Regions from separate parts of the Homo sapiens genome. Here region 2 is linked to region 1. The links are chromatin loops, found by intact Hi-C in ENCODE. Cell type or tissue: Calu3. All regions are shown on one strand.

What was found. A loop is a pair of places that touch in the nucleus more often than their neighbours do. Peaks named below come from ENCODE experiments on the same cell type or tissue, not always from the same donor. Only the 100,000 strongest peaks of a DNase experiment are listed, where the experiment ranks them.
Region 2: it touches region 1 in a loop (2.1-fold over the local background); 1 of 110 quality-filtered maps calls a loop at or near these places.

What each region holds. Positions count from the first base shown.
Region 1 is chr3:124,244,338-124,249,337 of GRCh38, reverse strand. The region is part of intron 3 of KALRN (kalirin RhoGEF kinase); the gene reads right to left. Among named protein-coding and RNA genes, the nearest start is that of MIR5002, 110 kb to the right of the region's middle. RefSeq lists an enhancer at 302-1,501. In Calu3, no CTCF peak of the experiment used is centred here; a DNase peak (open chromatin) is centred at 2,157.
Region 2 is chr3:124,128,613-124,133,612 of GRCh38, reverse strand. All of the region lies in intron 1 of KALRN (kalirin RhoGEF kinase), which reads right to left. It overlaps MIR5002 (microRNA 5002), which reads right to left and starts at 684; the gene lies at 588-684. In Calu3, no CTCF peak of the experiment used is centred here; a DNase peak (open chromatin) is centred at 1,942.

The DNA.
Region 1 (5,000 bases):
TGCTTGTGTGGCTGCTGCCTTGGAAGCTTTCAGTTTTTGTCTTCTCCTGTGGATTCTGAAACCTTAACCAGACCACAAACCTCCTGAAGGCAAGAACTGGGTCCCTCCCCCATTCCCCACCCCATTAATCTGCAAATTCAGCCAAGAGATCATTTGACCATTCCCTCTGAGTTTGTGTGTATGTAAGAACTAAACAAGTGTCCTGTGTATCCACAGAATTAAATCTGAACCAATGTGCAATCTTCCCAATGCAGCACTCCTTCATAGTCAGAGCTGCAAGAGGGTGAGGAATGGTCTTGCTTTCCTCCAAGTTCAAAACAGGGAGTTTCTCTTCAGCCAATGAGGGTGAAGCCTGAATTTCCTGCAAAGGAAAACAGCTTATGGTCTGGAGATCCAGGACATTCTCTTCCTGTGTAGGGAACCAGGGTGGAGTGCATCACAGGACAAGGTTCAGACCTTGTCTCAGGCACCAGGCCAAAACCTGGCACATGCATTACTAGCGATGGAAACAGATAAAATTCCAGCTCCGGACAGAACAGTCTGGGAGATGCAAGGGAGAAAAATGTACTGATTTTAGAGTTTTTTAGTAGCTCTCAAAACCAAGGCTGGTCCTCACTTGACCTAGAACAAATGGGAAATGCAGAGAGGAAGGAGGCTCTGAGAGAAAAGGAAAGAGGGGCCAGGGCCATCAGGACACATGCTTGAATTACGTCAGTAAATTATCCGAAAAACATTCATCCTTGCTGAGTCACCATGGCTGACAAAGTGCTCCCATCTAAGTTCCAGGAGAAATGGGGCTGGCTGTCATACTTGCTTAATTTAGAAACAAGAATATAGCTCCTTGGTGAGACTGAGTCCACTGCTAGTTCCCTCGCAGGTACATCCATGCTCCGTCCCCTGGCAGAAGGCTCTGCCCCACTCTGCCACAGTGCCAGTCCACCCACCTCTGGCCTGGGTAACCCCCTGTGGTCACAGCCCCGGACAGAGGAAAGAGAACCTCCTGAAGGAAACCTCAGTCTGGCCTCAGGTACTTCATGTCTGAAATAGAGATCCCGGCATTGGCCCTAAGGAGTATGGGGGGGGTGAAGCCCTCTCCTTTTTCCTTGGGGAGCCTCCAGTCTAATTGAATTCAGCCAGTTTGCAAGGTGGTGCTCCACACCCTCAGGGGCAAGAAACAAAACCAACCATTCCAACCTGCAAGAGGTTCACCACCTATCAGAGAGAAAGTTGTGTGGTTTCTCTCAGGACACTCAGATCTCATAGAAGGGATGGGACTCACCCCCATTATATGAGTTTTCCAGATTCAAAAATCTTTAAATGCTGTTCAAATCACTTGTTTTGTTTAGGTAATGCTGGACTTTTGAGAACAAAATTCTGAATAAATCTTTTTTTCTAAAGCAATCTAAGAAAACATGAGATGGGGTGGAGAAGGCGAGGGGGAGACTTTTTTTTTTCAATACAAGTGACAGAGGCAAACTGGTACAGAAATCTTCTGCAACTGATGAGTGCCTACACCCAAGCTAAATTCTCTGCAACAGAAACCCTAGATAGTTTTGTTTTTCTTGTACTCATCTTCCATGTTGAGAGAAAGAAAATATTGTCTGGAAAGGAAGGTCTGAAAAGACAAATTATCTTCAATGTTTTATCTTCAATGTTTGTGGCTGATGAAAAAGGTCAGGGGGACAGTGGGAGCTCCAAGAGATAAGTTCGCTTGGGGCACTGCAACTTCAGATCTACCAAAGATGAAGGCAAAACCAACAGGAATGTTTTTTGTTAGTGTTTTAGTTTTTTTAAATTTGATTTTATTTTAAAAAGAATTATTATAGAAACACCACACTATTTATATCCCCAAAATAGCATTATTATAAAATTCCCAGTTTCAACATAGCAGGTGAAACATTTTCACAAACATTATTTTATCTATCATTTACTACAGTTCTTTGAGAAAGATTGTATCAAACTCACTTGTAGTTGAAGAAGAGTAATCCTTGCTTATTGGTTGCTTAAATTTCAGTGTTTCAATAAAATTTTAAACAGTAAAGCTTGGAAAATCCCAGATTTAATGAGGAGAGAACCAGAATAGAACCATTGGAGCCTCTGACAAAACCCATCTATGTCTTCTTGGGCAACTGAGCTCAGGTACTCTACCACTTGGTGGCAGCACACCTAAACTGCCAGAAGAGTGTACAATAAAGGCAGTCTCTACAAAACTGAAGTGTCGTAACATAGAGTGTCCGTATCAAATATATGCCTGAAAACATACTCAACCCCAAACATCAGTGAAGGGCACATAATCAGACTTAACCAATGATAAGTAAAGAGAGAAATAGAAAACACAGTGAAAATGATATGTAATGGGGGAAAGAGAAACAGCCCCAAATCTGGATCCCCATAACTGAAAAACACATCCTTTTCCCCAGATGCTAGGCTGTCTCTCCAGCATCTATATTCAGGGAACTCTCTTATTTTCAATATTCCAGCCAAATGAATCCCAGCTAAATTTAACTCATCCTGATTACCTACCACAAACTCCAGAAACACCTGAATGCATTGGATCTTATTTCACCTGACATTGAAGTTGACCTAATCAAGGTGACACCAGACACTTCAGCTTCCTAATCAGCCTGCTCTTGGTGAGCCATAGACAACAGTAGCCTAAAAGAGAAATTAAATGACCACATCTAGGCTTTCCAGGCTCATTCAACATTGCTGCCCAGAAAGGCCTTTCTCCATAAAAGGCAGATAAGGACACCAGTTCTGATAAACACAAAAGAGGTTAACCACTTTAAGCCATGCCAGAACTGACTACACAACCAGCCAAGGAGCTGAAACACATCCAGAGGCAAAACTAAAGAATCACCAAGGGCAAAAAAAAACAAGCAAGCCCTTTTTAGATTTCATATCAGATCCTAACTTTAATGTGCGCTCCCTGTTAAGGGGCCATATTAGTTTAGGAAAGTAAAAGGAATCCTTGCCTGGGAGGCCCTGCAGAGCAGGCCCTGTGACCAATCCCTTTAGTCTTTCCAAAGTCAGGATAAGGTTTAGGTACACAATATATGGCCCTAAGTTAGGGTCATTGATGATGGTGATAAGAATGTTTGCACAATGGTGCCTGGGCAATGGTGAGCAAATAAATTTAGGGAAATGCAAAGAATAGGAAATCTCATTGGAAAACAGTACGGAGGTTTCTCAAAAAGTAAAAATAAAACTACCATATGATCCAGCGATCCCATGTCTAGGTATATGGCCAAAAGAAAGGAAATCATAATGGAGTACTAGTCAGCCAATAAAAAGAATGAGATCTTGTCATTTGCATGACCATGGATGGAACTGAAGGACATTATGTTAAGTGAAATAAGCCAGGCACAGAAAGACAAACATTGCAAGTCATACTGGGAGTATAAATTGATAAATTTGGAAATAAATTTGGTGAGTTGTCCCACCAGCTTTAAAAAAAGGTTCATAAAATAAGTAATCTGATTAAAACATGGGCAAAAGATCCGAATAGACATTTCTCAAAAGAAGATATACAAAATGGCCAACAGGTACATGAAAAACATACTCAACATCACTAATCATCAGTGAAATGCAACTCAAAACCATATAAGATATCATCTCACCTCATTTAGAATGGCTACTAAAAAAAAACAAAAAACAACAACAATGACAAAAAAAAACAGAAAATAACAGATGCTGAGGTGGATGCAGAAAAAGGGAAACACTCATACACTGTTGGTGGGAATGTAAGTTAGTACAGCAACTACAGAAAACAGTACAGAGGTTTCTCAAAAAAATAAATATAAAATTACCGTATGATCCAGCAATCCCACTGCTGGGTATGTAGCCAAAAGAAAGGAAATCTGTGTATCAAAAAGATACCTGCACTCCCATGTTTACTGCAGCACTATTCACAATAGCCAAGACATGGAATCAACCTTACTGTCCATCAACAGATGAATGGATAAAGAAAATGTGATATAAATACACAACGGAGTACTCTTCAGCCATAAAAAGAATGAAATCTTATCATTTGCAGCAACATGGATGGAACTGAAGGACATTATGTTCAGTGAAATAAGCCAGGTACAGAAAGGCAAATATTGTGTGTTCTCACTCATATGTGGGAGCTAGAAAAAAACAACTCACACAGGTAGTAAATACAATGATGATTACCAGACGCTGGGAAGAGAAGGGAGAAGGAACAAAGAGGGTGATTAATAGGTACAAAATACAGTTACATAGAAGGAATAAGATCTAGTGTTTGATAGCACAGTAGAGTGACTCTAGTTAACAATAATTTATAATATATTTCAAAATAGCTATAAGAGAAGATTTGGAATGTTTCCAACAAAAAAAATGATAAATTTCTGAGATGATGGAAATCTCAATGCCTCTGATTTGACCACTGCACATTGTATACATCTATCAAAATATCATATGCACCCTATAAATATGTACATTATGTATCAATTTTTAAAAAGCAAAAAAAAATTATATATGTAACAACTAAAAAAAGCCCATGATTGCTACAGATTTATCTCGAAGAAACCACTTAAGATACAGACAAAGGTTTACATAAAAAGATTTTTACTGAGGGTTACTTACAACACTGAACTTCTGGAAACGACTTAGATGCCCAGTGATATGGTTAATTAAATATGATGCATCCCAAGACACACTATTACACATGAAAAGTTTTTAATGTTATGAAAATATTCCTATAGTATAATGCTAACTGGAATAAAGCAAGCAGCAAAACTGAAGAAACAATACAGTCCATTTCTGTTTTTAAAAAGCTCTAGGCCAGGCGCGGTCGCTCACGCCTGTAATCCTAGCACTTTGGGAGGCTGAGGTGTGTGGATCACTTGAGGTCAGGAGTTCCAGACCAGCCTGCCCAACATAGTGAAACCCCATCTCTACTAAAAATACAAAAATTAGCTGGACGTGTGGTGGGCACTTGTCATCCCAGCTACTTGTGAGGCTGAGGCAAGAGGATCGCT
Region 2 (5,000 bases), 120 kb after region 1:
CCCTCCCCATAAGGCACAGGAGTGGGTCTGCAATCACAGGCAGTGCCCTGGGTGGGCCCTCCACAATGCCACAGATCCTGACCTGTGGCCTCCTGAATTGAAGACAGAAATGAGGGCTGTCCTTGTTAGCTACCTCCGGGGCTCTGTGCTTATTCTAGCAGACACTAAACATTTTTGAACTTCTGAAAACAGCCTCGACTGTCGTTCTAAATTTAAAAACAAGCAAACTGTTTCATTACTTAATAGACAAACCTTGTGTTGTGTTTTTTTGAGGTGGGGGAGAGAGGAAGGTTGTTGTTTTGTTTTTTAAACTAAAATACTGTCACCCAGCTTGCCCAGATTTGATTCCCTCTTCCCCAGATTTTCCCGAATGGAGTTGGGCTGTTTCCAAAAACCAAATTAGTATTCAAAAACAGTTCTGAAGTTTTAATCACCACTAAGGATATATTTTTTTTAATTTTTAAATTTAAAAAATAAAAAGTAACCCCGCACCATCAGATCAATTGGCTGTTCCCAGAATGCAGATCCACAGTTGGAACACAGGCAGCATCCCTGGCATGAGCTGCCTCAAGGCCGTGCTGTGAGGAGAGTAACCCTCATCTGGAAGTGGTCAGTGAGGCAGTCAGTCATGCTATCACCTACTAAGTGCCTCAGAAACCAAATTCCAGAGGACAGAGAGGAAGATGGATTTGACTTCAGAGAAAACAGTGTAAATGCCCCAGCAGGAGGAACCAGAACAACTCCCAAAGAGACAGGGGCTGCCAGGGGAGAATTTGTGTCTTCAGAGGTTAAGGTCTGGTCTAGTTCCCTGCCTCTGACCCACAAAGCTCTCATGAAAGAACTTGGAATGTGAGACGGGGCAAAAATCCCTGCCAAAACAGCCATGAAGGAGCCAGAAAAATGAAGGTGCCACAAAGCTTTTCCCCAATTCTCTGAGTTACAAGGCCCTGGTTCCTTCCCAGACACAACAAAGTCACCTTCTCCTGGCCTCATCATCCTCCTCTTCCTTCCCCAAGTCCTGCCGTGTGTAAAAGAAGATCTCTGCCCAGGCTGACCAGAGGAGAGTAAGGTATTTTCTTCCTGGCTTTGCACATTCATTCAGCCTTGAAAAGCTCAGGCCAGGAAAGAAGTCCAGGAGTATGTGTTGTGCGGTGCTGCAGTGCTCACTTCCCAGTGATGGAGGCTCCCTCTCACTAAGTTTCTTCTCCTCCCATCAGTGTTCTCACCGGCTCGGGTTCTAGGCTCTGGGCACTTGAAGTGATGATTGAGCTTCCCTCACAAACCTTAGGAAAATGTGGCCCCAAACTAAGCATTACTAATGCACAGCTTTGCTCATCAAGACATGTCCACCTGGGGCTCCAACAGGGTAGAGGAGGCTGGAGGGATAGGAAAGTGGTTGTGTAATTCAGGCAGCACCCAGTCATCAGCACTAATGATGGAAAGAGATACTGGGTTGTTGAAATGATGGATAATCAATATTCCAGAATAATGGATATTGTTTGTTAGGAGACAACATGATTCTTGGCAGCTGAGTTGTCTTCTTAAAGATCTACTTGTAAAAAACAGCCACATGAAAAGAAGACTGTTCCAGATTTAAAACTGACCATATAATACACATACGGAAAAAAAGTGAGAACTGGCTATGTGGGGAAGACATGGAGGAAGTTAGAGCTCAGAGGGACTTATGACATCATTTCCCCCATTTTACAGAGGAGGAACTAAGGTCCAGGGAAGCGAACAGATTGCCTTGTGTCACATAATTATTTGGTGGAAAAGCCAGAAATGGGCCTGGGTTGTCTAAACAGGGCACTGTTCACTTGGCCACAGTAGTCCAAGGGCTTCACCTGGAAAAGAACCATCATTCTAAGCATGTGATGCTGACCTCCCGGCAGTGGCTGCTTCTGTAATCACCACAATTTCCCAACACACAAGTCACCTCATGTGTTCCTACACCCTGATGTCACAGCTGCCACTGAGAGCCCTGAGCCAAGTACCATGATGATTCATAAATCACTGCCCAATTCTTTAAAGTCACAGCATTGTCTTTGTCAACAGCACCTTATGTGATTCTAATCAGTAGCTGCCATCAATTTCATCAAGTTCAAGTACAATCTTACTTCTTAGTATTTGGGTGGCCCTTTTAATGTTTTTCAAAAACTCCTTGATAGCTTATACCTCACTTTATGTTCACCAGACCCCATGGGTCAAAGGTAGAGGAGTGACTGGAAGGTCTATTTCATATACTCCTTGAAGAACTGACCTGTAAGTAAACACAGTTGGTAACTGGGGCTGAGAGACTATAGCAGAGGACTCCTGAGTCACAGACTCCAGTTCTTTCCAGAGCAAGTTGGAAGCAGGAAAAATATGCTAAAATTCACAAGAAGTTTCAGGGGCAAGAACCTTAAGAATATTATCTGTTAACCTTCAGACATATAGAAGACACTGGGGTCTGTGGCAAATTACTCAGCATCACACTTCAGCAATCTCTCTTCCTTTTCTTTGCTTTTTCATTAAAGCATAACTTGCACAAAGTATACAAATCATAAGGGTACAGCTGGGTGAATTTCTGCATATGTTATACACTAATATAATCACCAGACCAAGATTTAGAACATTTACAGCTACCCAGAAGGCTCCCTCATGCCCCCTTCCAGTCAAGAATAGCTATTATTCTGACCTCTGTCCCACACATTAGGTTTGTTTGGTCATATAAGTGGGAGAATACAATATGTATTCTCTTATGTCTGGCTTCCTTTCGCAATCTTCTAAGATGCTTCTATACTATTAGAGTGCCAATAGTGCGCTCTTTATCTTTTCTGTATAACATTCTGTGGCGTTGATATACAATGTATTTATCCATTCTACTGTTGTTGGAAACAACATTTTGGTTGTTTCCAGTTTGAGGCTGTTATGAATAAAGCTGATATGAACATTCTTGTACATGCTTTTGTTTTTGTTTTTAGATGGAGTTCAAATCTATTGGGTATATCCAGGTGTAGAATTATGGGTTCATGGGGTGTGCATAATAGATATCATGAAAATTCTCTTTAAAGTGCTGTATAAATATACACTCCCACCAGCAAAGTAAGTTCCAGGAACTCCATAGTCTCAACAAAACTTGATATTATTGGTAAATAGTCATTTTTAAAGTATCACTGGAAAAGACGGTACCCCATGTATGTTTCCAGATAACTGATGTTAGTCTTTAAGCAGTTTTTAAAAAAAATCTAATAATTTTACTTCTTGAAAATAGTAAACTACCTAACCATTGCAGACTACACTGAGAAGTTCAGAGAGCTCTGAATATACATTTAACATATTCAGAGATATACTAAATATCTAAGGATTTCACTCTCTCCTCCTTCATGGGTAGATATCACTAAGGTATCAGCAGCCCAGAGCACCTCCCTCTAATCTCTGTCCTGGAAAATATTAAAGACGGCCCAATCAGGAACTTTAATTTATACACTACCATAGGTCAATAAGTTCTGGTCACATGGGCTTTCCACTAGAAAGGCTATTTCTATGTCCTGAATGGTAAAAGTTGTCCCCAAAATAGGTAAGTGAGTTGTTATTCATTTCACTTGCTTTTATGTGGCTTGGCAAATGTTAATCAGTTATCAAACAATACACATTTATAAAGCACATATTCTGTTACCGAGCTAGACATTCTGGAAGTTCCTTGAAGGGGCAGGGCTCCAGAACACATCACATGGAATGTTGTCATCTGCCTTCTTTTTCTCACTTTACCCATCCAACCCCTTTCACAGATGAAATGAGGTTAAAACAAACTTCACTGATGACCTTGGCTTTAGAGGGGAAAGCAAGGCCCAAAAGAGGTTTCCTGGGGAATGAAAACAGAAGAAGGGAGAACAGCCCTGCCCATAGGGCCATGGTGATAGAGTGAATGGGTGATTGAAGGCGACGTGATTATTACAACCTCTGGTCTTCTTTACAACAGAAGACCAAGCTCTATCTTATCCTTTATCCAACCTCCACCCATCATGAACTTCCTTCTCCCTTGCCTCTTGGTGCCATTGTCCAGGAGATTGAAGTAGAGCATCACATCCCACACCTAACCACCAAGTGCAGTGCCTAAGACAAGACATATTCCCTGACCTTACAAAACATACCACCCTTAAAGAGTATGTCTCTAGTTGGGTGGGTAAAGTGAGAAGGGGCTCTGTTCTAAATGCAGGGTGCAAACTGGAGTATGAGTCACTATGGACAGGCATTGAGCTGATCCTTAAAGCAGACAGGACTTAAGGCAGAGCAGTGAAGCAGACGTAGAGAGTGCTCTGCCCTCTAGCAGAGCAAAAGACAACAGTAGGAAGAACATGGGACCCTTGGGATCTGTGAATAGACAGCACAAGCCTATCTAAGTGGCTTTCCATGCCACCATGATGCTGGGGCACCGTTCTGCTAATGCTCCTGAGTATGACGGACCTTCCTCAAACAAAAGCTGCCTGAGCACAATGACTGTGACTTTTAGGAATTTTCTTAGGAACACCCAAATATGAGCATGCTGAATACGGCTGTACGCAGTTTTACTCGTAAGCCTCTATGCCCTCAATTTCACAATTCATAGTTTCTGCTTGGCTCTCTAGATGTCAAATGCAAATGTCTGAGAACAACTCCATGATTTTCTGGGATGGAAAGCTGCTTCTATCCCTGTGCAGAGATATAACCAAGCCAACAGGGCAGCTAACACAGAGGAGGGGACAGGGAACAAGCACACAATGTTTAGACCAATGAGATGACTCTGGACCACAGAACTCTTCAGGACCAGTTGAAAAGGACACAGTGAGCATCTGAGAAGGAGGCAAGTAGGAAGACCTCGGCACCATACCACAGTCACCTGCATGAAGTTCTTGGATTACAATGCTCCCCTACAGAAGGCTCACTTCTTCTCCAAATAGCTTTTGGGGCCTAAATCAAGGTTTTTCATGGCTCTGTAGTCTTATTCCATCAGAAAAGACCTTCTACTTCTCTACTTCTTG